Regions from separate parts of the Homo sapiens genome. Here all the other regions are linked to region 4. A link is a loop called in an ENCODE intact Hi-C map of the cell type or tissue named here. Cell type or tissue: GM12878. All regions are shown on one strand. Region 1 overlaps FIRRE (firre intergenic repeating RNA element). Region 2 overlaps FIRRE (firre intergenic repeating RNA element). Region 3 overlaps FIRRE (firre intergenic repeating RNA element). Region 4 overlaps FIRRE (firre intergenic repeating RNA element). Region 5 overlaps FIRRE (firre intergenic repeating RNA element).

Evidence for each region. Hi-C counts contacts between places; a loop is a spot of excess contacts. Peaks named below come from ENCODE experiments on the same cell type or tissue, not always from the same donor. Only the 100,000 strongest peaks of a DNase experiment are listed, where the experiment ranks them.
Region 1: a loop joins it to region 4, with 6 times the contacts of the local background. A loop is called at or near these places in 7 of 110 quality-filtered maps.
Region 2: a loop joins it to region 4, with 8 times the contacts of the local background. A loop is called at or near these places in 7 of 110 quality-filtered maps.
Region 3: a loop joins it to region 4, with 4 times the contacts of the local background. A loop is called at or near these places in 10 of 110 quality-filtered maps.
Region 5: a loop joins it to region 4, with 6 times the contacts of the local background. A loop is called at or near these places in 16 of 110 quality-filtered maps.

The regions. Positions count from the first base shown.
Region 1 is chrX:131,726,803-131,731,802 of GRCh38, reverse strand. All of the region lies in intron 8 of FIRRE (firre intergenic repeating RNA element), which reads left to right. Among named protein-coding and RNA genes, the nearest start is that of FIRRE, 100 kb to the left of the region's middle. RefSeq lists enhancers at 2,537-2,596, 2,697-2,846, 3,037-3,326. In GM12878, CTCF peaks have their summits at 2,325 and 2,969; DNase peaks (open chromatin) are centred at 2,322 and 3,082; H3K4me3 peaks cover 1,314 bases; H3K27ac peaks cover 1,382 bases.
Region 2 is chrX:131,701,917-131,706,916 of GRCh38, reverse strand. The region is part of intron 9 of FIRRE (firre intergenic repeating RNA element); the gene reads left to right. Among named protein-coding and RNA genes, the nearest start is that of FIRRE, 130 kb to the left of the region's middle. RefSeq lists an enhancer at 2,469-2,708. In GM12878, CTCF peaks have their summits at 1,864 and 2,549; DNase peaks (open chromatin) are centred at 1,826 and 2,546; H3K4me3 peaks cover 1,601 bases; H3K27ac peaks cover 717 bases.
Region 3 is chrX:131,744,770-131,749,769 of GRCh38, reverse strand. FIRRE (firre intergenic repeating RNA element) reads left to right here. Exons shown (of 10, transcript NR_152876.1): 8 at 312-464. Among named protein-coding and RNA genes, the nearest start is that of FIRRE, 83 kb to the left of the region's middle. RefSeq lists enhancers at 2,376-2,565, 2,676-2,735, 2,796-3,145, 3,316-3,375. In GM12878, CTCF peaks have their summits at 2,450 and 3,124; DNase peaks (open chromatin) are centred at 2,459, 3,139 and 3,509; H3K4me3 peaks cover 1,584 bases; H3K27ac peaks cover 1,964 bases.
Region 4 is chrX:131,811,183-131,816,182 of GRCh38, reverse strand. All of the region lies in intron 2 of FIRRE (firre intergenic repeating RNA element), which reads left to right. Among named protein-coding and RNA genes, the nearest start is that of FIRRE, 17 kb to the left of the region's middle. RefSeq lists an enhancer at 2,853-3,122. In GM12878, a CTCF peak has its summit at 2,802; a DNase peak (open chromatin) is centred at 2,852; H3K4me3 peaks cover 675 bases; H3K27ac peaks cover 1,341 bases.
Region 5 is chrX:131,761,975-131,766,974 of GRCh38, reverse strand. All of the region lies in intron 5 of FIRRE (firre intergenic repeating RNA element), which reads left to right. Among named protein-coding and RNA genes, the nearest start is that of FIRRE, 66 kb to the left of the region's middle. RefSeq lists enhancers at 2,598-2,647, 3,700-3,979. In GM12878, CTCF peaks have their summits at 3,104 and 4,032; DNase peaks (open chromatin) are centred at 3,064, 3,685 and 4,044; H3K4me3 peaks cover 1,366 bases; H3K27ac peaks cover 1,508 bases.

The DNA of each region.
Region 1 (5,000 bases), 84 kb after region 4:
TTTCTCTTGATCAGCACATGGTTATTTTTAACTTCTTTGCAAATTCCATGTCTTTGTTACTAATGAGAAAATATAGGACTGATTCCCAACTGAAAAACAATAAGACACATACACAAGAAAGTCATAGGGCACAGTCCTAAGTGACAGCCATTTAATGACACTGGAAAATATTTCTAATTCAGTGTTAAATAATGAAACTATGAGACAAAATCCTGTGATCAATCTGATTAGTATTTACAGTCATTCCTGTGTTTGTGTCTATTCAAGTAGGGCTGTGTGTGTCTTGTCAGGCTTGAGAGCTATCCGTACCCTTATGTTAGTGCCCCACTAAATAGCATCCTCCCCCTCAATGTATAAGGCCTACTGACTAGATTAGAACATGGAGTAAAATTCCCGGGGAACCTGAGTAGGGAATCAGGACAAGAACCACGTGGCCTGGTGCCTAGATTTGCTCTTCTCCAAGCCTTTAGAGGTGAGCTTTTTTTTTTCTTCTCTCCTTAGGCATGGAAACCTAAGGTCTCTCCCCATTACTACAAGACTATTTGATATCACAATAAAATACTGCAGATATGATGCAGAGTGAAAAAGAGTAGAAATGGGAAGATTTGGTTGTGCAGAAACTGAGTTCTTAAAAAGATGAGATGCTTGATGAGGGTGCATGGATTACATCTCAGGTTAATATCCAATGGAAACCAAAAGCAAATGGTTAAGAGTGGAAATTGTTTACACAAATTGAGCAAAATGTTAGGTAGCCATAATTTCTGATGTCTTTGTCTCTTCATGAACTTTTTTTTAGAAATGTGTAGTGATGTAGCTGTAAAAAATCAAAGAGCTGATATTGTCTACTTTACTAAAGTAATTTTCCTGAGGCTGTATGTTAAGATTTACCTTTATTTATATTGAAGGCATGAAATGTTGACATATAAGACTTAGTACTGGTGACATTTGAATTAATTCATGCATCTGAAAGTTTCATTAAAATACACATTTGGTCTGATCCAAACCACTATGTACACAGTAATCCACTTTTTACACAGATTTATTTTTTTGCATGAAGTTAATGTATGCACATTTTGAAAGATGCATGGAAATAATCCATAAGTTCATGAGTTACCTTGACAAGTTGTATGGTAGCGGTTTTCTGTGTTAATACATGGATTTTTCTTAATCTTTGTCAAGCATTATTCTTTAATTTACTAGTTGGAGAATACTGTAATCCTTATACTTAAAAGACCAATTATAAAACTCTCAGAGACACACACAAACACGAACACAAACACACACCCCATAAAGTCTCAGGGAATACTTGAAGAATATGTAATGGCACGGGCACATGCTGTGTTTTGATGTTAAATGATGAGACCATGAGATGAAACCCTGAGCCACCTTGATATGAATTGAACATATGTTCTATGAGTATCATGGCATTTGGAGTATATATGGCATGCAGTAAGGAGCGTCACCTGGTTTCTCCTCTAATGGCTCATGCCAAATTGTTGCCTATGATGTACCACATAAGGCTCTTAGAATAGGAAGAATTCCCTGGATGCCTGACAGGGGAGCCAGGGCGAAGACCTCTGGGATTTTTAAATTTTTTGCTGGAGTTCTTTTCCAAGCTTTCAAGCTTTTAGCCCTTTTCTCTCTCTCTCTCTTTTTTTTTTTTTGAGACACTCTCACTCTGTTGCCCAGGCTGGAGTGCAATAGTGCGCTCTCCGCTTACTGCAACCTTCCCCTCCCAGGTTCAAGTGATTCTCCTGCCTCCTCCTCTGGAGTAGCTGGGATTACAGGCCTGTGCCACCACGCCCGGCTAATTTTTGTATTTTTAGTAGAGACAGGGTTTTGCCATGCTGGCCATAATGGTCTCGAACTCCTGACCTCGGGTGATCCGCCAGCTTCGGCCTCCCAAAGTGCTGGGATTAAAGGCGTGAGCCACCGCGCCCGGCTCCTTTTCTCTTTTTTGTGAGTTCATCCACTGAATGTATTCCCTGAAGGAGACAGTTTGATGCCTCGGAAATTACTGGACCTGTAACTCTGAAGTAAATCAAACCCACACAGAGTAGGTCAGGAGGATATTTAATTTCTGGAAGAACTGGATTCCTGATGAGGACCGGTGCTTTAGGCCTCGGTTTGATTTCAAGTGGAAAACAAAATGAAAAAGTGCAGCAGTAAGACTAGCAGGCTCCACACTGGGCAAATAGAAGGCATCCATGTTTGGTTGCGCCTTTGTCTATGAGTCGCGTTTTTTCAGACAGGAAGGGCAGGAGAAGGGGGCGGTGCTCCAAGACAGGGCTTTCTGGCATATCTGATGCACTACCGCCATCGCGAGGATGTCATTTAACGGATCCCTACGCCATTACATGGGTCGTCTTGTGAGGACTACCTGTTGGGGAAGGTCTGGTCTGTGGGGAGGTGGAAGAGGCTTGGGCTCCATGCTCAGAGTCCCTGCCTTCTCGTCTAAGGCCTTAAAAGAGACGTGGACATTGGCGGTACCTTGCTGTAGAACCTGGAGAGTGAAGGTTCTAACAGCAAATCCTGTAAACTTCCCTTGGAATAACTGTGTTCCTTGTGAGCGATATTGATGCTACCAGAAACCCCAAGACCCATAGCAAGATGCTAGCAAGTGAAAGCCTGCTGACTCTTGCTCCAAAGGGCAGGTAGAAGAGACAGATGCCCACAAGAGCCTCTATGTGTGTTTGACTGGTTCCCTACTGTCCTCCCCACACCGGAGGAACCAAGTTTCCGCTCCACGACTTCCTGTGCCAGTACCTCCTGGCAGCTGCTGGTTCACTCCAAACCCCGCACTCTCCAGATTCTACACCAAGATACCGCCAATGTCCCTGTCTCTTTTCAGGCCTTAGAGGAAAAGGCAGGAAGACATAGCCTGGGGGCCTACAGATCAGCCTTTCCCCCACAGGGAGGCTTTCCGAGAAGGACGCCATGATGGCGTATTCCGTCTTTAAACGATTTCCTCACGGTGGCAGTAGGGTTCCACATTTTCAATCAAGCCCTGTCTTGGAGCCCTTTTCTCCCGCCCTTTCTGTTTGAAAAAACGCCTTCCAGAGATAAAGGCGCCACTGAACATGGATTACTGGAGATTTGTCCAGTTGGGTGCAACTTGGGTTTGTGACCCGTAGAGGGTCAGGATTGCAAGTTGTCCAGGTTCTTGGCGTTTTGAACAAATAATTGCATAAAATGCCCAGCAAAGCAAAGCAAGAATGAAGTAACAAAAGAATGAAAGCAAGGGTTTACTGAAAACGAAAGTACACTCCACACTGTGGGAGATGGCCTCAGCAGAGGCTCAAGGGCCTGGATACAGAATCTTCTTTGGTTCAAATACCCCCTAGAAGTTTCCCATTGGCCACCTCATGTAAGTGGAGTGGTCGCCCGAAATAAATCTGATTGGTTGCAGAAAGGAGACAACCAGAGGCTAAACTGAAGTTACAAAGGTCACACTCCTGTGCAAATATCTGATTGGTTGCAAAAAGCAACCAATCAGAGGCTAGGGTGAAGTTAACAAAGTTATACTTGTATGCAAACGAAGACTAGGCCAGAAGTCAGCCTAATTTGTTGCCACAGCCAATTTTCCATCTGTAGTGCAGAAAAGGTCAAAGGGAGTAGCCTCTGGTCCTTTTGTTACTTAGGCGTTGAAAGTGAGGGTTTTCCTTTCAATTTAGTTCTAGGAAGTCAGCGTAAAACAGCCTTAGGTCCCCTGCCTCCAGGCCCTATTCTCCTGCCTCATCTCCCCGCTGAGAGACTTGATCCCCATAAATCTTTATGTGAGGCAGAGGGACTGAAGAGCTTTCTTCTGTAACTGCTTCATGCCGACCTGGGGCATAGTCCCTACCTATTGGAAATCACGGAACTCTCGCCATGCTCTATCTCGTGGAGGCAGGGTAGCTTCTTGATGGCCAGGGGTGGTGTCTTCACCTGGAACTGGCTGGAACCGTGGTTGCATGATCATCTGAAGCTTGATGATTATCTAGGCGAGAGGAAATGAATTTGGCTAAAAGATTTAATGGGAACTTCAGGGGGTTGATACCTATGCTGTCAGAAATGTTTTTTATAGAGATATGCAGGAGAAAAAAAACAAAACCTGGTCTCTTGTAGAATCTATGCGTTTCCCTAAAGTTTTAGCACGAGCGACTCCATTTTGGTTTGGTTTGGTTTGGTTTGTAGGGGCCTAGTGCATGAGCTCAGTCCAAAACAATGGCCTCCCATAATTTTCTTTAAAAAATTCCCCTTTATTCAGGTTTTCACTTGAGTGAGAGTGGGACCAAAACTTAGGGCCTTAGTGCCACTCTTGGTTACTATTATTTTGGGTTTTCATTCTCAGCACGTCAGGTATAGGTTACGGTGTCCTCATGGTTGCAGATTCTTTTGGCTCTTGTTATTCCAGTTGAAAAGAAACTATATTTCATTTTAGAGATGGCTGCATGCAAGCATTTAAAACCTTTGAGAGAACGCAGCACACCAGGGAGACTATTATTAGAGGATATACCAAGAATTTGGAGTATGCCCCTTACCCAAGATCTCCATAAACCAAACCTCCTAAAACCAAACAGATCAAAGAATGAGCTAGATAAAGAGTTTACTCACTTAATGAAGCAATTTCTTCATCAATTCCCGATCACTGAATTTTTTTTTTTTTTTTTTTTTTTTGAGATGGAGTCTCGCTCTGTCACCCAGGCTGGAGTGCAGCGGCGCGATCTCGGCTCACTGAAAGCTACGCCTCCCGGGTTCACGCCATTTTCCTGCCTCAGCCTCCCAAGTAGCTGGGCCTACAGGCGCCCGCCACCACACCCAGCTAATTTTTTGTATTTTTAGTAGAAACAGGGTTTCACCGTGTTAGCCAGGATGGTCTCAATCTCCTGATGTCATGATCTGCCTGCCTCGTCCTCCCAAAGTGCTGGGATTACAGGCGTGAGCCACCTATGCCTGGCCACTACTGAATTTTTATAATCCTCATTTGATGTATTTCCCCATAGGCCACAAGTGCCAGC
Region 2 (5,000 bases), 110 kb after region 4:
ACCAAATATATAATCATGTATGTGTTCTAGAGAGCCAATATGCACATTGTGATGTATCTGTAAAAATTCAAACAAAAAATAGTGTCTACTTTTCTAAAGCAATGTTTTCGAGGGCATAGTTTAAGATTTACCTTTGTTTATAATGAAGGCTTAAAATGTTGACATATAATATTGATGACATTCAAATTAATTCATGCTCCTCAAACCTTTGTTAACATACATACTTGGTCTGATTCAATCCACAATGTACAATGTAATCCAGTTTTTTTGTTTTGTTTTGTTTTGTTTTTGAGACAAAGTTTCCCTCTGTCGCCCAGGCTGGAGTGCAGTGGCATGATCTTGGCTCACTGCACCCTCTGCCTCCCAGGTTCAAGTGATTGTCCTGCCCCAGCCTCCTGAGTAGCTGGGATTACAGGTGCCCGCTAAGTTTTGTATTTTTAGTAGAGATGAAGTTTCACTGTGTTGGCCGGGTTGATCACGAACTCCTGACCTCAGGTGATCCGCCCACCTTGGCCTCCCAAAGTGCTGGGATTACAGGTGTGAGCCACCGTGCCCAGCCTATAATCCAGTTTTAATACAGATTTATTTTTTACATGAAATCAAGAATGTATATATATATTGAAAGATATACACAGAAATGATCCAAAAGGTTAGTTGCCTTGACACGTTGTATGGTAGTGTTTTTCTTCTTTAGTAGTATGTGGATTTTTCCGAATCTTTGGCAGCCATTATTTTTTAATTAATTAGTGGGAGAATACTGTAAACATTATACCTAAAAGACAAATTATAAAATGCAGACAGACACACACACACACATACACACACACACACCATAAAGTCTCAGGAAATACCTGAAGAATATGTAATGGCATGGGAACATGCTGTGTTTTGATGTTAGATGATGAGACCCCGAGATGAAACACTGAGTAACCTGGACAGGAATTGAACATATGTACTATGAGTATCTTGCCATGCGGAACATATTTGACATGCAGTAATGACAGCTATCTGGTCCCTTCTCTATGATTCATGCATGCCACATTGTTGCCTACAATGCAACACATGAGCTACAACATGAAGAACTCCCTGGTTGTCTGGGAGGGGAGCCAGAACAGAGACCACCAGGATTTGTAAATTGTTTGCCAGCGAAAATCTCTAAGCTTCTAGCAACTTTCTCCTTTTTGTGCCCTCATCCATTGAATTTATCCCCTGAAGGAGACAGTTTGATGCCTTGGAAAGTACTGGACATATAATTCTGTAACGTAAATCATACCCATATAGACTAGATCAAGAAGACATTTAATTTCTGAAATAATAAGATTCTTGACGAGGGTGCATGGTTTAGAGTTTGGTTTGATTTCAAACGGAAGACAAAAGCAAGGCCAGGTGGGGTGGCTCACGTCTGTAATCACAGCACTTTGGGAGGCCGAGGCAGGCGGATCACCTGAGGTCAGGAGTTCGTGATCAACCTGGCTAACATGGTGAAACCTCGTCTCTACTACAAATACAAAAATTAGCTCGACTTGGGTGCGGTGCCTGTAATCACAGTTACTTGGGAGGCTGAGGCAGGAGGATTGCTTGAACCCGGGAGGCAGAGGTTGCAGTGAGCTGAGATCGTGCCACTGCACTCCACCCTGGGCGACAGAGCGAGACTCCGTCTCAAAAGAAAAACAAAAACAAAAGCAAAAACAAAACAAAAGCAAAAGTGCAGCAGTAAGACCAGGTGGACCCAAAGAAGGCAAAATACAAGGCACCCATGTTTGGTGGCGCCTTTGTCTATGGGTGGCGTTTTTTCACACAAGAAGAGCGGGAGTAGAGTCCTCCAAGGTGAGGTTTATTGGCATATCTGGAGCTCTACTGCCATCGTGAGGATATCGTTTAACGAAACCCTACGCCATTAAAGAGTTCTAGTGAGGACTACCTGTTGGGGCAGGTGTGGTCTGGTAAAAGGTGGAAGAGGGTTCGCCTCCATGCTGGGAGTCCTTGCTTAGTCTCGTTTGAGGCTTTAAAAGAGACCTGGACATTGGCGGTACCTTGGTATAGAACCTGGAGAGTGAAGGTTCTAAGAGCAAATCCTGTAAACCTCCCCTGGAAGAACGTTGTTTATTGTGCGCGGATACTGATGCCACAAGAGAGCCAAAGACCCGTAGTAAGATAATACCATGTGAAAACCTACTGACTTTTGCTCCAAGGGGCAGGAACAGGAGACAGATGCCCACAAGAGCCTGCATTTGTCTTTGAGCGGGTTCCTGCAGTCCTGCCCAGAGGAGGAACCGAGGCCCCGCCCCACGACTTTCTGTGCCAGGACCGCCCGGCAGGGGCTGGTTCATTCTAAGTCCTCACTCTCCAGGTTCTACACCAAGATACCGCCAATGTCCAGGTCTATCTTAAGGTCTTAGAGGAGAAGGCAAGAAGACCTAGCTTGGAGCCCCACGCCTCTTCCTCCTTCCCACAGATCAGAATTTCCCCAACAGAGAGAAAAATACTGTTCTCCAGAATTCGAGAACAGTGTAATGGCGTAGGGTTTCATGAAACTTCATCCTCACGATGGCAGTAGTGCTCCAGAAACGCCAAGAAGCCGTGTCTAGATCCCTCTTCTCCCGCCCCTCGTGTCTGAAAAAACTCCGGCAAACATGGCTGCCTTATGTTTTGTCCAGTTTGGGGGCAACCTTGCCTTACTACTCAACTTCCGCTTTTGTTTTCCATGTGAATCAAACTGAGACCTAAAACCACTCACCCTCATCAGGAATATTGTTATTTCAGAAATTTAATTGACACCTGACTTTGTCTATGGAGTTCTGCTTTCATTATATGCAATCTGTGCAGTTCTGCTCAACATTCTATATCCAGTACTTTCCCATAGTATCAGATTTTCTACCTGAAAGGATAAGTGTGAAGTCTCCAAGCTTAAGAGAGAGAATAAAATGCTAGAAGTTCAAGACTTAGAGAAAGGCCTCTCTAGCCACCCTATTTTCCTTTGAGACTCTCAAGATAGTCTGCATTTATTTTCAGTCCTACACTAATACTTGTTTGGGAGTTACTCCTGTTCCAGGAACGAAGCCCGGCCCGCTGCATTTTCTAGAGGCCTAGTACGGAAAAGCAGGCAAACTAGGAAACACAGGAATTTATTGCTGTAACTGGATACAGGAAGAACGCTGGAGATAATTCCACCAGACCAACTCAAAGTGTTACAATTTTCTTAGTGCTTATATAGGTTGGGGTTATGTGCCTACTGCAATATAGCATTCGCCTATGTCTATTGGTAACTAAATTTGCTTCAACTAGAATGTCAGAGGCAAAAAAAATGCTTGCTAAGTCCAATTAAAAGGGCCCCAGTACCTTCAAAGCCTGTCTACTGTGGTACCGGAATGATTATTTCTATCTTATCTCCTTTACAGCTTGGTCCGGAGAGCTGCCTTGGACTCTCCAATGCAGCTGCCTCTGTTACCTTGACTCGTCTCAGATTTCATTGACCCAAGATGGGTCCTGGCACTAGGAATGTAAGACTGTCTCCATTCTTTTGGCTTGTTCCAGAGAAGCCCATGCAAGGTTCCTACTGACCATATGTTTCTTTCTTTTCTTTTGTTTTTTGAGACGGAGTTTCGCTGTTGTTGCCCAGGCTGGAGTGCAATGGCGCGATCTCCGCTCACTGCAACATCCGCCTCCCGGACTCAAGCGATTCTCCTGCCTCAGCCTCCCGAGTAGCTGGGATTACAGGCATGCGCCACCACGCCCGGCTAATTTTGTATTTCTAGTAGAGTTAGAGTTTCTCCATATTGGTCAGGCTGGTTTCGAACTCCTGGCCTCAGGTGATCTGCCCTCCTTGGCCTCCCAAAGCGCTGGGATTATAGGCGTGAGCCACCGCCCCCGGCCTTGACCATATGTTTTATTTCTAGCTTTGATGTCTGGGCATCGATTTCCCTCGGTTAAACTATTTGCTCAATGTTAAGGCCACTCTGTAGAAATTTGTCTGTGTAACTGAGGTGCTATGCAGGCCTGCCTGTGTGACTGTCATGCAGGCCTGTCTGTGTGATTGTCAGGGAGAATTGGTCTGCCACAATCCTTTTCTAAGCATAGCCAATAGAGGTAGTTAGGCATAATTTGTATATTACAGAAATTGCCTTACAGAGAGTAACACATTTCTATACTCTCCTTCCATAACAGACACTTAAAAAAACAAAAAAAGTAATGTATGCTTGCTGTGGACCTCATTTAAGATTGCAACAGAAGCACTTTTCAATACTATTAAACAGCTTTTTACTTTCCATATTTTAAGCTTTTTAATTTATTATTTATTTTCTTAATTTTCTATTTTTAATTTTTTGATACATTATATTTGTATATATTTAAGGGTACATGTGAAATTTTGTTACATGCATACAATGTGTAATAATCAATTCATGATATTTAAGTTACCTATCAACAAAGTATTTATCATTTCTATGTGTTGGGTACATTTCAAGTCCTTTCTTCCAGCTATTTTAAAACTACAGAAAAGTGTTGATTATAGTCACCTTACTCTTCTATCAAAGTTTAGAACTTATTTTTTCTAACTGTATGTTTCTACGCATTAACCAACTCTCTTCAGCCCCACTGCCCTCCCGCAAATACACCCTTTCCTGTCTCTGGTATCTATCATTCCACGCTCCACCTCCATGCCAACAAGTATTTTAGCTCCTACAGATGAATGAGAGCTATATTTTCCTTTCTGTGCCTGGCTTATTTCACTTAACATAATGATCTTCAGTTCCATCCAAGTTGCTGCAAATACATCATTTCATTTTTTTAATGGCTGAAGAGTATTCCATTTTGTATATATAGACTGCATATTCTAGGTTTTCCAGTTCGTTAGTGTATAGTCGTTCATAATACTCTCTGATGATCTTTTGTATTTCTGTGGTATCAGTGGTAATCTCTCCTTTGCCATTTCTGATTTTGTTTATTTGGGTCTGTTCTTTTCTTGGTTAGTCTAGCTAGTGGTTTATCAGGTTCATATGTGT
Region 3 (5,000 bases), 66 kb after region 4:
ATAATGAAACCATGAGACAAAATCCTGTTATCTATCTGATTAGCATTTATAGTCATTTGTGTATTTGTGTCCATTCAAATAGGGCTGTGTGGGTCTTGTCAGGCTGGAGAGCTATCCGTACCCTTATGTTAGAGCTCCACTACATATCGGCCTCCCCCTCAACATGTAAGGCCTACTGCCTAGGTCAGATATGGAGTAGAACTGCTAGGGAACCTGGGTAGGCAGTCAGGACAAGAACCACATGGCCTGGTGCCTAGATTTGCTCTTCTCCAAGACCTTAAGGGTAAGCTTTTTTTCTCTTCTCTCCTTAGGCATGGATCACTAAGGTCTGTTCCCAATACAAGAAGACTCTTTGACATCATAATAAAATACTGCAGATACGATGCTGAGTGAAAAAGAGTAGAAATGGGAAGACTTGGTTGTGCAGAAACTGAGTTCTTAAAGAGAGGAGATACTTTATGAGGGTGAGTGGATAACCTCTCAGTTTAATATCCAATGGAAACCAAAAGCAAATGGCTAAGAGTGGAATATGTTTACACAAATTGAGCGAAATGTTAGGTAGTCATAGTTTCTGGTGTCTTTGTCTCTTCATGGCCTTTTTATTGAAACATGTAGGGATGTATCTGTAAACATTCAGACAAAAAGCTGATAGTGTCTACTTTTCTTTCTTTCTTTCTTTCTTTTTTTTTTTTTTTGAGGCAGTGTCTCGCTCTGTCGCCCAGGCTGGAGTGCAGTGGTACAATCTCGGCTCACTGCAAGCTCCCTCCCGGGTTCACGCCATTCTCCTGCCTCAGCCTCCCAAGTAGCTGGGACTACAGGCGCCCGCCACCATGCCCCACTAATTTTTTTTTTTTTTTGTATTTTTAGTAGAGACAGGGTTTCACCGTGTTAGCCAGAATGGTCTTGATCTCCTGACCTTGTGATCTACCCGCCTCGGCCTCCCAAAGTGCTGGGATTACAGGCGTGAGCCACTACGCCCGGCGATAGTGTCTACTTTTCTAAGGCAATATTCCTGAGGCCCTATTTTAAGATTTACCTTTATTTATATTGAAGGCGTGACATGTTGACATATAAACTTAGTACGGTTGACATTCAAATGAATTCACACATCTGAAAGATTCGGTAAAATACACACTTGGTCTTATCCACACCACAGTGTGCACAGTAATCCACTTTTAACACATTTATTTTTTGCATGAAATTAACAGTGTATGTACATATTGAAAGATATGCATGGAAATAATCCAAAAGTTCATGAGTTGCCTTGACAAGTTGTATGGTAGCAGTTTTCTTCATTATTAATACATGGATTTTTCTTAATCTTTGTCAAGCATTATGCTTCAATTTACTAGTTGGAGAGTACTGTAATCCTTATACCTAAAAGACAAATTATAAAACTTTCAGAGACACACACAAACACAAACACGAACACACACACCCCATAAATTCTCAGGAAATATTTGAAGAATATGTAATGGCATGGTGACATGCTGTGTTTTGATGTTAAATGATGAGACCATGAGATGAAACTCTGAGCCACCTTGACAGGAATTAAACATATGTACTATGAGTATCATGTCATTTGGAATATATATGGCATGTGGTAATGTGCGTAACCTGGTTTCTCCTCTAATGGCTCATGCGAAATTGTTGCCTACAATGCACTACAGAAGGCTCTTAGAATACGAAGAACTCCCTGGATGTCTGATCAGGGAGCCAGGTCCAAGATCCCTGGGATTTTTTTTTTTTTTTTTTTTTTTGAGACCGAGTCTTGCTCTGTCGCCCAGGCTGGAGCGCAGTGGCACAATCTCGGCTCACTGCAACCTCTGTCTCCTGGGTTCAAACAATTCTCCTACCTGAGACTCTTGAGTAGCTGAGATTACAGACGCCCGCCACCACCCCCAGCTAATTTTTGCATTTTTAGTAGAAACGGAGTTTCACCACGTAGGCCAGGCTGGTCTCCAACTCCTGACCTCAGTCAATCTGCCCGCTTTGGCCTCCTAAAGTGCCGTAATTACAGGCGTGAGCCACCGCACCCTTCCCCCTGGGATTTTTTAATTGTTTACTGGAAAGATCTTTTCCAAGCTTTAAGCCCTTTTCTTTTTGTATGTCCATCCACCGAATTTATCCCCTGAAAGAGACAGTTTGATGCCACGGAAATTACTGGTCCTGTAACTCTGAAGTAAATCAAACCTACACAGACTAGGTCAGGAGGAGATTTCATTTTTGAAAGATCAAGATTCCTGATGGAGGCAGGTGGTTTAGGCCTTGGTTTGATTTCAAGCGCAAAACAAAAAGAAAAAGTGCAGCAGTAAGACCAGCTGACTACCAACTGGGCAAAATAGAAGGCATCCACGTTTGGTTGTGATTTGTCTATAGGTGGCGTTTTCTCAGACAGGAAGGGCGGAAGACCTTGGCTCAAAGACAGGGCTTCTTGGCATATCTGGAGCACTACTGCCATCGCGAGGAAGTCGTTTAGTGAATCCCTACGCCATTATTACAGCGTTCTCTGAGGACTACCTGTTGGGGAAGGACTGGTCTGTGGGGAAGTGGAAGAGGCTTGGGCTCCAGGCTGGGAGTCCTTGCCTTCTTGTCTAAGGCCTTAAAAGAGACATGGACATTGGCGATATTTTGGTATAGAACCTGGAGAGTGAAGGTTCTAATAGCAAATCCTGTAAACTTCCCTTTGAATACCTTTGTTGATTTTGCGCGGTACTTATGCTACCAGAGACCCAAAGACCCATAGCAAGATGACAGCACATGAAAGCCAGCTGACTCTTGCTCCAAGGGGCAATTACATGAGACAGATGCCCCCAAGAGCCTCCATTTGTGTTTGAGTGGGTTCCTGCAGTCCTGCCCACACTAGGAACCGAGACCCCGCCCCACGACTTCCTGTGCCAGGACCGCTGGGCAGCTGCTGCTTCATTGCAAGCCCCTCACTCTCCAGGTTCTACACCAAGATATCGCCAATGTACAGGTTTCTCTTCAGGAGTTCCAGGAGAAGCCAAGAAGACCTAGCCTGGAGCCCAAACCTCTTCCACCACCGCACAGATCAGACCTTCCCCCACAGCCAGGCTTCCCGGAAAGAAGCTATAATGGCGTATTGCGTTATTAAACGATTTCCTCACGGTGGCAGTAGTACTCCATATTTTCAAGAAAGCCCTCTCTTGGCGCCCTTTTCTCCCGCCCTTCCTGGCTGAAAAAAACGCCACCCAGAGACAAAGGCACCACCCAACATGGCTTCCTGGAGATTTGTCCAGTTTGGTGCAACCTGGTCTTACTGTTGAATTTTTCCTTTTTTTACTCCGTGTGAAAACAAAATGAGGCCTAAACCACCCAGGTTCATCAGGAATCTTGTTCTTTCAGAAATTAAATACACTCCTCACTGAGTCTATCTGGGTATGATTTACTTCACACAGTTACAGGTCCAGCAAGTTTCATGGCATAAAATTGTCTCCTTAAGGTGATAAATTGTGTGGATGCAGGTACAACAACAAAGGTAGATATCAAAGAGATAGATAACCAATACATGAAATTTGAAACAAGCTAAGTGAAAGAAGGAAGTTGAAAACGGCCACTTGTTATGATCAGTAGTGAGGGAAAGCAGATGAGTGTTTGTCAGGGACTGGGCAGAGAGAGAGCCCAATGCGGAATGACTGCTTAATGGGTCCGGGGTTTTGTTTTGTGGTAATGAAAATGATTTGCCACTATGTAGTGGTAATGCTTGCACGGCATCTTGAATGTACTAAATGCCACTCAATTTCACACATTTTAATGGCTAATTTTATGTTATATGAATTTTACAAACTCAGTTCTAAAAAGTGCCAATACTTTTAAACCTATCATTATTTCTATGGATAATTAATTATATTAGAAAAGTGCTCAAATTATCAGTGAAGAAAACTTGTTTATAACAGTTATACTACTGGGTGGCCGGGCATGACACCTCATGCCTATAATCCTAGCACTTTGGGAGTCTGAGATAGGAGGATGGCTTGAGGTCAGGAGTTCGAGGTCAGCCTGGTCAACATAGCGAAACCCCATATCTTTTTTTTTTTTTTGAGACAGAATCCCGCTTTGTCGCCCAGGCTGGAGTGCAGTGGCGCGATCTGGGCTCACTGCAACCTCCGCCTCCTGGGTTCAAGCAATTCTCCTGCCTCAGCCTCCCAAGTAGGTGGGACTACAGGCGTGTGCCGCCACACCCGGCTAATTTTTTGTATTTTTAGTAGAGACGGGTTTCACCATTTTAGCCAGGATGGTCTCAATCTCCTTACCTTGTGATCCGCCCGCCTCAGCCTCCCAAAGTGCTGGGATTACAGGCGTGAGCTAACCTGCCCGGCAACGAAAACCCATATCTAAAATAAAAAGTAAAAAACCTGTTATACTACAGAGGAAATTGAACATTAGTTTTAAAAAGTCCATATTATATGTGCATAGGGAAAAGTGATTATTTCTTCTCACTATGTTTGACCTACCATATGTTTTCTGCTTTATAATTTCTTAAAGTTCTTGTAGAATAAAATACAAAAAAATTAAAGCACTCAAAAGTATATATTGATGTAGATATATTCAAAGAGCATAAAGTGATGCTGCAGATTTTGTACAAATTTCAAACATTATGCATCCAATTATATTTAAACTGTATCAAGTGTGTGTGTATTTATATCTGTCTGGAGATATATTACAAAATTTTAAATGCCATATATATATATGAGACTGTCTCACTGTTGCCTAGGCTGGAGTGCAGTGGCATGATGATCATGGATCAATGCAGCATCAATCTCCCTGGGATCAGGTGATCTTGCCACCTCTGCCTCCTATACGTACCTGGGGCTTCTGTTGTACCCCACCATGCCCAGCTATAGTTTGTATTTTTTGTAGACACAGGTTCTACCTACATTGCCAGGGCTGGTATTGAACTCGTGGGCTCAAGCTGTCTACCTGCCTCGGCCTCCCAAAGTGCTGCAATTACAGTTGTAAGCCACCGCGCCCAGCCAATG
Region 4 (5,000 bases):
AGACAAATGTGTTGAGACAGAACTGTGGATGGCACTAGCAGTGGCCTCAGCTCAGGAATTCCTCAGGCTCAAGAATGTTGTGCTCACCTCACCTGGCTATACTTAATAGAGGCTAACAGGCCTGATTGCCGATGGAAACAATTTCATTGTTTCAGGCATAATAAAAATAACAGCAAAAACAGGAAACTACAAGCAATTGTTTGTCAGTATTTACTGCCCTTCAACCATTGACATCCATTACAGATCATTAGCTATTCCAAGATGAAAAGTTAAAGAGAAACAATTCAGCAAGGAAAGAGAAAAGGAACCAGGCACAAACTTCGCAGAAGAAAAAGGCCATGGAACAACAAAGTCCATTGGCAGAGGTTCTCAAATTCACCAATACTCAAGTAAATTACAGTATGACAAAGTCTCAACCATTCCCCACCTCTTCAAAATATCCCTAAGTAAGTTACTGAACATGAAACCACTGATAACACCTAGTTTGTGTGAACATTTGTAGAATTGGACAAGTTCCCGTGAGGTGGGAAGCATTGTCAATTGGTTTAACTATTTGGTGGGCAATATGTGTGCATCACTTAACCTTTCACATGAGCACACTCTTTGTCCAGAGTCAAGGTCACATTCCCATAGGAGACAGGAGTGCAGAGATGAGTAGGTTCATTCAGCTTTCCTCTGCAATGTCAGAGAGTGGGGAGGAGCAAAGGGCCTATTCTCTAGTAGATTGACTCCACATGTTTCAGCTATACCAGGTAGTCCTCTTAAGTCCTTGAAAAGACTGAATTCCATTCTCAGTGTCCACATCAGTAAAGATATTCCACCTCTTTGATTAGGGGTTAAAGCAAATTATTGACTCTTTGGGATCAAACCATCCTAGTTTACTAATACAAGAAAACAAGCCAAGTGCGGTGGCTCACACCTGTAATCCCAGCACTTTGGGAGGCTGAGGCAGGCAGATCACGAGTTCAGGAGACCGAGACTATCCTGGCTAACATGGTGAAACCCCGTCTCTACTAAAAATACAAAAAATTAGCTGTGCATGGTGGCGGGTGCCTGTAGTCCCAGCTACTCGGGAGGCTGAGGCAGAAGAATGGCGTGAACCTGGAAGGCGGAGCTTGCAGTGAGTCGAGATCCCGCCGCTGCACTCCAGCCTGGGCGACAAAGCAAGACTCCGTCTCAAAAAAAAAAAAAAAAAAAAAGAGAAAACAAAGGAAAAAATAAAGTCTATCTCTCTCTACTTATTCCATGTATGACTACTGTAAGTTGAGTGCATATATATGAATTCTAAAGAATGAATTTGCAGTCTTCTAACGAAGATACTCATTGTGTCTACCTTCCTGGAGTAATTATTTTAAGGCCATGCCCTCAAGTATTAACGTTATACATGTCTCCACGTTTGAAATAGTAACAAGCAAAGTTTACATTGGAAATCAAGAAACAAAGGTATACCTTTCAGGTTTTAAAATAGCCTTCAGTGTAAGAATCAGTTTCTCTGAAAATTATACATTGCTCTGTTTACATATGGAAATTTTAAAAAATCACTTTTTATGGTGAAGAAAACAAAAATCTTTGGGCAAATTTATAAGTAACACAAAATCCAACCATCCGAAGGATATTTAATGACCCATGCGGTGGCCTTATAATAAAAGGGAAAAGGAAAAGGAAAAATTTCAAAACCCAAGGAGATCTGCAAACTATGGGGAAGCCTAAAGTCATACCAACAAACCCATGAGTGTCACACATACACGTACTCATGCAAATATTCAAATGGAATAGATTTAGAAGAGAGCAGAAGAAAGAATATCAAAATACTCATGCTTGTTTTCATGGACTGCTCAGCATTTTCTCTAAAGGATCATGTACAGAGATCATCCCTGGTACGAAAGAGTGGTACTAAAGAGGCAAGTTTTCTGGGGGTCCTGATGTACTCAACTCCCTGAAGGATATCTTGTCAGGCCTACAAGGAATCTTCATCAGAAAAAGGCTAAGGAGCAGGCACAGAGAACAATACTTGCTAATCTTAATGAACAGTTAGATCCTGAGCCTTAAAAGCCTCATCTTCCTTAGAAGAAAGCTAAAGAAACCATTTCTGTCCCATTAAGAGAGATGAAATGAGAGCAGATCCCTCCACGTGGGTATGCCTTCACAATGGACCCTAGAAAAAAATGCTGCAAAGCCACTACAGCTGTTAACTCCTGGGCTCAGAGAATACCTCCAGGCCTTCTGGTTGTGTATATCTGCACTCTTATTGATGTTCTGGAATTTATTGACTTGGCACAGTGACACATGCTCCTTTTCCTCAGATCCTTCTTGCTCTAGGCAACAGAGGCACCAGACTTTTGGTGTCCCTGAGACCTCCAGCTGCTGTTAGATGCCACCTCGAATGAGATTCATTTCCCCCTCCTCACATTCTAACGTTGCTAACATTGGGGCCCATACCCCAAAGTACAGGGATATCTTGTGCCAGCCCAAATGTCTCATGGTCTAAGGGGCAGGGTCAGGAGACCAATGCCCAGAAGCTGTGTGTAGACTGTAGTTTTTCCATAGTCCTGCCCACAGTGAGAGGAAACCAAAGCCCTGCATCAGTCCTGGTACCTTACTTAGCAGCTTCTTCACTGAGATTTTGCCTTTGTCCAGACTGAACTCCTGGAAAGCCTAAGAGTTGAAGTTGAGAAGGCCCATCTTGGGGTCAGGCCCTGTTGAACCTTTGAATTTGCTACATCTTTCTTAACTGCTAGATAGGAGGGAAGTTCAAACCCGAAGCTTTTGCTTTTGTCAAACTACTTCCTCGCGATGGCAGTATGGGCCCAGAAAAGCCAACTAACCCTGCCCCCAGGCCTTCTTCTCCCTCCCATTCCATCTGAAAAAAACCACCACTAACAGGCAAAGCCACCAGGAAATATGGCTACCTTGTGTCTTGCCCAGTTTGAAGAAACTTGCTCACACCGCTGCGCTTTTGCTTTTGCTTTCCATATACAATCAAACTGAAGCCTAAAACCACCCACTCTCATTAGGCATCTTTTCTTTTCAGTAATTCAGTTTCCTCTACTACAGCTTCATAGATCTCCTCATCGGTCACCATTAGATATGCAGGATTTTCCCCATTTTCAAGTTTTCTGATACAAGGTTCAAGTCCCAAGGAGTCCGTGCATGAGGAAAAGATATTGCTGGAACTCCAAAGCTTGTATGAGGCTTGGCTATCTGTCTCCATCAGACGTTGTGGTCTTTGACCTGGCTCATTTCCCAGGCTCTTATGGCGTACTCCATTTTCTGGCTCACATATTTTAGAAAGTAACCAAAATGGCATCCTTCTTTTTAAATGTCTTTCCAGATGGAGAACTCACTAATAAATATTTCAGTTGCTCAAACTTGATGTTCAAAATAAATACTCATATTTAGCTATTATCATTTAAAGACATCAGAGTTAAGCTGTTCCATAGGTTTTGAACTAATATGTTAAAACATTATCAACTTTATCGTATGACCTTTTCTTACACTTTTATATTTTTATGCCTCATATATTCATGTTTTAATTTTCACATACACGATGCTTTGAATGAATAAAGAAACAACACATTTTAAATAATTAATTGGGCAGTTAGGTAGAGAATGTACATTGTGTATCCTCCTTAGATAATTGTATAATTTATTGTCCAAGTTGGACAACTGTGTGAACCGTGACTTCCTAAGGCACACTGAAAGGAATGTTCACCCTATTTATCATTCCACAGTCTTGAGACAAACACTGATCACATCTTTATGCTTTATTTACCTAAATATATTGATAATTTTTTTTTTTTGAGATGGAGTTTCGCTCTTGTTGCCCAGGCTGGAGTGCAATGGCACAATCTCAGCTCACCGCAACCTCCGCCTCCCAGGTTCAAGCGATTCTCCTGCCTCAGCCTCCCTAGTAGCTGGGATTACAGGCATGTGCCACCACACTCGGCTAATTTCGTATTTTTTTTTAGTAGAGATGGGGTTTCCCCATGTTGGTCAGGCTGGTCTCAAACTCCCGACCTTAGATGATCTGCCCGTCTCGGCCTCCCAAAGTGCTGGGATTACAGGCATGAGCCACCGTGCCCGGCCTTTTTTTTCTATTTTTGAGACAGAGCCTTGCTCTGCCACCCAGGCTAGAGAGCAGTGACGCAATTTCGGCTCACTGCAACCTCTTGCTTCCTGGGTTCAAGTGATTCTCCTGCCTCAGCCTCCCAAGTAGCTGGGATTACAGGCGTGTGCCACCGTGACCAGCTAATTTTTATATTTTTAGTAGAGACGGAGTTTCGCCATGCTGGCCAGGCTGATCTCGAACTCCTGACCTCAGGTGATTGGCCCGCCTTGGCCTCCCAAAGTGCTGGGAGTACAGGTGTGAGCCAGTGCGCCTGGCCGATAAATTTTAATTTGTATATACACATACATGTTTACAAAAATTGGGCATTGTCCTGCATATTTTTTCTTTTATACTTTTTCTCTTGGTTATAGTATGAGCATTTTGACAGTTGTACTTTAGTTATCCAAAAGTATAATTTAAAAATATGAAAATAGCTATTTATTTATAAGAAATAGAAATATTTTTATTTATATAAATATTTATAAGTAGAAATATTTAAAATTAAAAGTAATAGACTCAATACAGAATATTTAGAAAATATGGAATTCAGATAAGTGAACACAAAATGACCTATCGTATTACTATAATCTGTATGTATTTTTTCTTTAAACACCAATTGCATAATAGCGTATGTTGGATTTTTTTCCCTGATATTTCTATTTTCTCCTCTTTAATCCACTCTTCATTTTTCTCTACTTCTCTGTGTATCAAATGGCTAATCTGTATGGACTATGTAATCTGGCTGTTTTGCTCTATGTCCTGGTTATGTTCTCCTATAAAGGATTCTGGCAGGATTTCAGGAGTAGGTTAGGTATTTATTTAATCAGATCTATGGTTTTGACTCCATCCCTTAGCCAAATACCACTATCTTAACAGTATCTAGGAGGAGTAA
Region 5 (5,000 bases), 49 kb after region 4:
CAGTGTCTCATATCTGAAGGTAGAAATGCTGGTGTCCCCAAACCTAGAATTCTTTAGGCTAAGTGATCTTTTATTCACCCCTTGCTAACTATCTTTAATAGAGGCTGTGTGCCTGGGCAGTGGATAGAAGCCTGGCAAGGAAATCACACCTAGCCAAGTACCAGTGGTAGTGACAAGGAGGTTGATTGGTTTATTCTGCAATGGAAGATAGTGTGGAGGGGCAATGAGCCTATCATTCCCATTTAGGTTGGATACATGTCATTCATTTGCACCAGGTAGTCCCTTTAGCCATCATAAAATCTTAATTGCATTCTCTGTATCCTCGTAAACAGCCATTCCTTGCCTCTGATTTAGGGAGAATAGCAAATTGTTGAACCTTGTGGATTAAACCTACCACACCATAAGATAAATAATAAATAACAAAGTAAAGTGTATTTTACTCTACTCTTTTTTTTTTTTTTTTTTTTGAGGTGGAGTCTCGCTCTTTCACCCAGGCTGGAGTGCAGTGGCGCAATCTCGGCTCACTGCAAGCCCTGCTTCCTGGGTTCACACCATTCTCCTGCCTCAGCCTCCTGAGTAGCTGGGACTACAGACGCCAGCCACCACGTCTGGCTAATTTTTTGTATTTTTAGTAGAGACGAGGTTTCACCGTGTTAGCCAGGAAGGTCTCGATCTCCTGACCTCATGATCCGCCCGCCTCGGCCTCTCAAAGTGCTGGGATTACAGGCATGAGCCACCGCGCCCAGTGCATTTTACTCTACTTCTAACATGTCATAACCTTAAACCAAACATATAGTCATGTATGTATTCTAGAGAGCCAATACGCACGTTGTGATGCATCTGTAAAAATTTAAACAAAAAATGAATGGTGTCTACATTTCTAAAGGAATGTTTCTGAGCATATATTTTTCAGAGTTACCTTCATTTACACTGAAGGCTTGCAATGTTGAAAACATTTACCATTTATGATATTCAAATGAATTCATCCTCCTGAAAGCTTTGTTAAAATACACACTTGATCTGCTCCAAACCACAGTGTAGAGTGTGACCCAATTTCAATACAGATTTGTTATTTGCATGAAATTAGGAATGTATATATAGCCGGGCGTGGTGGCTCACACCTGTAATCCCAGCACTTTGGGAGGCCAGGGTGATTGGATCACTTGCGGTGAGGAGTTGGAGAACAGCCTGGCCAACATGGTGAAATCCTGTGTCTACTAAAAATACAAAACAATTGGGGATGGTCCAGGTGGCTCACGCCTGTAATCCCAGCACTTTGGGAGGCCTAGGCGGGCAGATCACGAGGTTGGGAGATGGAGACCATTCTGGCTAACATGGTGAAACTCTGTCTCTACTAAAAACACAAAAATTAGCCGGGCAGGTGGCATATGCTTTTAGTCCCAGCTACTCAGAAGGCTGAGGGAGGAGAATCACTTGAACCTGGGAGACGGAGGTTGCACTGAGCAGAGATCACATCACTGCACTCCAGCTTGGGTGACAGAGCGAGACTCCGTCTCAAAAAAAAAAAAAAACAAAACCAACAAACAAAAAAAACCAAGTAACCAGGCCTAGTGGCATGCACTTGTAATCCCAGCTATTCAGGAGGCTGAGGCAGGAGAATCGCTTGAACTGGAGGTTGCAATGAGCCGAGATCTCGCCATTTCACTCCTGCTGGGAGACAGAGAGAGTTTTAGTCTCAAAAAAGAAAAAAAATGATGTGTATATATCGGGGAACCAGCCCCGATATTCACGTAGGTTCTTTTCTATTTTCCTTAAGCGTCGGCCAGCTTGAGAAATAAAGGGACAGAGTACAAAAGAGAGAAATTTTAAAGCTGGGCTTCTGGGGAAGACATCACATGTCGGTAGGTTCTGAGATGCCCCACAGGCTGCAAAAACCAGCAAGTTTTTATTAGGGATTTTCAAAAGGGGAGGGAGTGTGCGAATAGGTGTGGGTCACAGACATCAAGTACTTTACAAGGTAGTAGAATATCACAAGGCAAGTGGAGGCAGGGAGAGATCACAGGACCGAGGGGAAATTAAAATTGCTAATGAAGTTTCAGGCACCATTGTCATTGATAACATCTTATCAGGAGACAGGGTTTTTGAGATCAACCAGTCTGACCAAAATTTATTAGGCGGGAATATATGCATGGAAATATATTCTTTTATTAGGCGGGAATTTCCTCTTCCTAATAAGCCTGGGAGTGCATGGAAATAATCCAAATTTATTTATTTATTGCCTAGACAAATTGTATTGTAGTGCTTTCCATCTTTATTAGTACATTGATTTTTCTCAATCTTTGTCAAGCATTATTCTTTAATTAACTAGTGGGAGAATACTGTAAGACTTATATCTAAAAGACAAATTATAAAATACACATGCACACACACACACACACAAACAGACACACCCCATAAAGTCTCAGGAAATACTTGAAGACTATGTAGTGTCATGGGAACATGCCGAGTTTTGATGTTAAATGACGAGACCATGAGATGAAACTGTGAATAACCTTGATAGGAACTGAAGATATGTAGTATGAGTATCATGCCATGTGGAGCGCATATGGCATGCAGTAATGACAGCTATCTGGTCCCTCCTCTATGGTTCATGCCAAATTGTTGTCTGCAATGCAACACATGAGCTAAAACATGAAGAACTCCCTGGTTGTCTGGAAGGGGAGCCAGAATAGAGACCACCAGGATTTGTAAATCCTGGTGGTCTCGGAGCCTCAAGCAATTTTATCGCTGTGCTTTCATCCCCAAATTTATCCCCCGAGGGAGACAGTTTGATGCCATGGAAAGTACTGGACCTATAAATCTGAGGTAAATCGTAATCATATAGACTAGGTTAGGAGGATTTTAAATGTCTGAACAAATAAGATTTCTGATGAGGGTGGGTGGTTTCGGCCTTGGTTTGATTTCAGATGGAAAACAAAAGCAAAATTGCCACAGTAAGACCAGATGACTCCAAACTGGGCAAAAAGCAAGGCAGCCATGTTTCCTTGTGCCTTTGTCTTTGGGTGGCGTTTTTTCAGACAAGAAGGGCGGGAGAAGAAGGCTCCACGACACCTGTTAGCACATCTAGAGCACTACTGCCACCGTTAGGACATAGTTAAGCAACGCCCTACGCCCTATGCCTAAGCCATGTCAATGTCCTTCCCCTGAAGACAGTCCTTCCACCTGTTGGAGAAGGTCTGGCCTGTGGGGAGGGGGAAGAGGCTTGAGCTCCATGCTGCTCATCCTTGCCCTATCCTCAAAGACCACACTTTGGGAGGCTGAGGCGGGCGGATCGTCTGAGGTCGGGAGTTTAGGACCAGCCTGGCCAGCATGGTAAAACCCCATCTCTACTAAAAATACAAAAATTAGTCGGATGTGGTGGCAGGCGCCTGTAATCCCAGCTACTCAGGAAGCTGAGAATCGCTTGAACCCGGGAGGGGGAGGTTGCAGTGAGCCGAGATCTCGCCATTGCACTCCAGCCTAGGCAACACAGTGAGACTCCGTCAAAAAAAAAAAAAGACCTGGACATTGGTAGTGTCTTGGTATAGAACCTGGAGAGTGAAGGAAAGTAAATACTGTGAATGTCGCTTGGTAAAATCCTGTTCCTTGTACACGGTACTGATGCTACCAGAGACCCAAAGACCTGTAGCAAGATGCAAGCACATGAAAGCCTGCCAACTCTTGCTCCAAGGGGCAGGAACAGGAGACAGATGCCCACAAGAGCCTGCATGTGTGTTTGAGTGGGTTCCTGTTGTCCAGCAAACAACTGGGGAAATAGAGGCCCTGCCCCGGAAATTCCTGTGCCAGGACTGCCTGGCAGCTGCTGCTTCACTCCAAGCCCCTCACTCTCCAGGTTCTACACCAAGATACCGCCAATGTCCAGGCCTCTCTTAAGACCTTAGAGGAGAAGGCAACAAGACCTAGCCTGGAGCCCAATCCTCTTCCACCTCAGCATAGATTAGACCTTCCCCCACAGCGAGGCTTCCAGGGAAGAATACTGTAATGGCGGATTCTGTCTTCAAACTATTTCCTCACGGTGGCAGTAGTGCTTCATATTTTCTTGGAAGCTCTGTCTAGGAGCTTTCTTCTCCCGCCTTTTCTGTCTGAAAAAATGCTACCCAGAGACAAAGGCCCCACGGATCATGGCCACCAGGAGATTTGTCCAGTTTGGTACGACCTTGTCTTACTGTTGAATTTTTGCTATTTTCTTTCCATCTGAAAACAAAATGAGGCCTAAACCACCCATGCTCCTCACGAATCTTGTTCTTTCAGAAATTAAATATACTCCTCACTGAGACTATCTGGGTATGATTTACTTCACACTGTTACAGGTCCAGCAAGTTCCATGGCATCAAATTGTCTCCTTCAGGTGATAAACTGGGTGGATGAAGGTACAATTAGGAAAAATTTATTTGAAACTTGGGGAAGATCTTTGGCAAACAGTTTACAAATCCTGGTGGTCTTTGACCTGGTTCCCCTCTCGGACAACCAGAGAGTTCATGTTCTAGCCTCATGTGTTGCATTGTAGGCAAAAATTTGGTTTAAGTCATAGAGTAAGGACCATCTGGTCATTACTCCTTGGCCTATATGCTCCACATGGCGTGATCCTCATAGTCCCTATGTTCAGTCCCTATCGAGATCACTCAGTTTCATCTCATGGTCTCAACATTTAACACCAGAACACAGCATGTTCCCATGCATTACATATTCTTCAGGGATTTCCTGAGACATTAGATGCTGTGTGTGGGGGGGATGGGTGTGTGTGTTCTGTTCTGTCCCTTGGAGCAAGAGTTAGTAAGCTTTCAGGCAGTGTTACTGTATCACAGTCCTTTGTTGCAGCAGTATGAGAACACCAAAGACAGGCCTGTTCCAGGTGTGATAAAGCAGGAGCCAGTATGTTTGCTGATAGTCTCAAGGGCATCTAGTTGTCTAAAGACTGAAAGGACCTAAAGTTTTACATTTTCTAGTAGAGTTGTTTTTTGGTTTTGTTTTTTTAGATG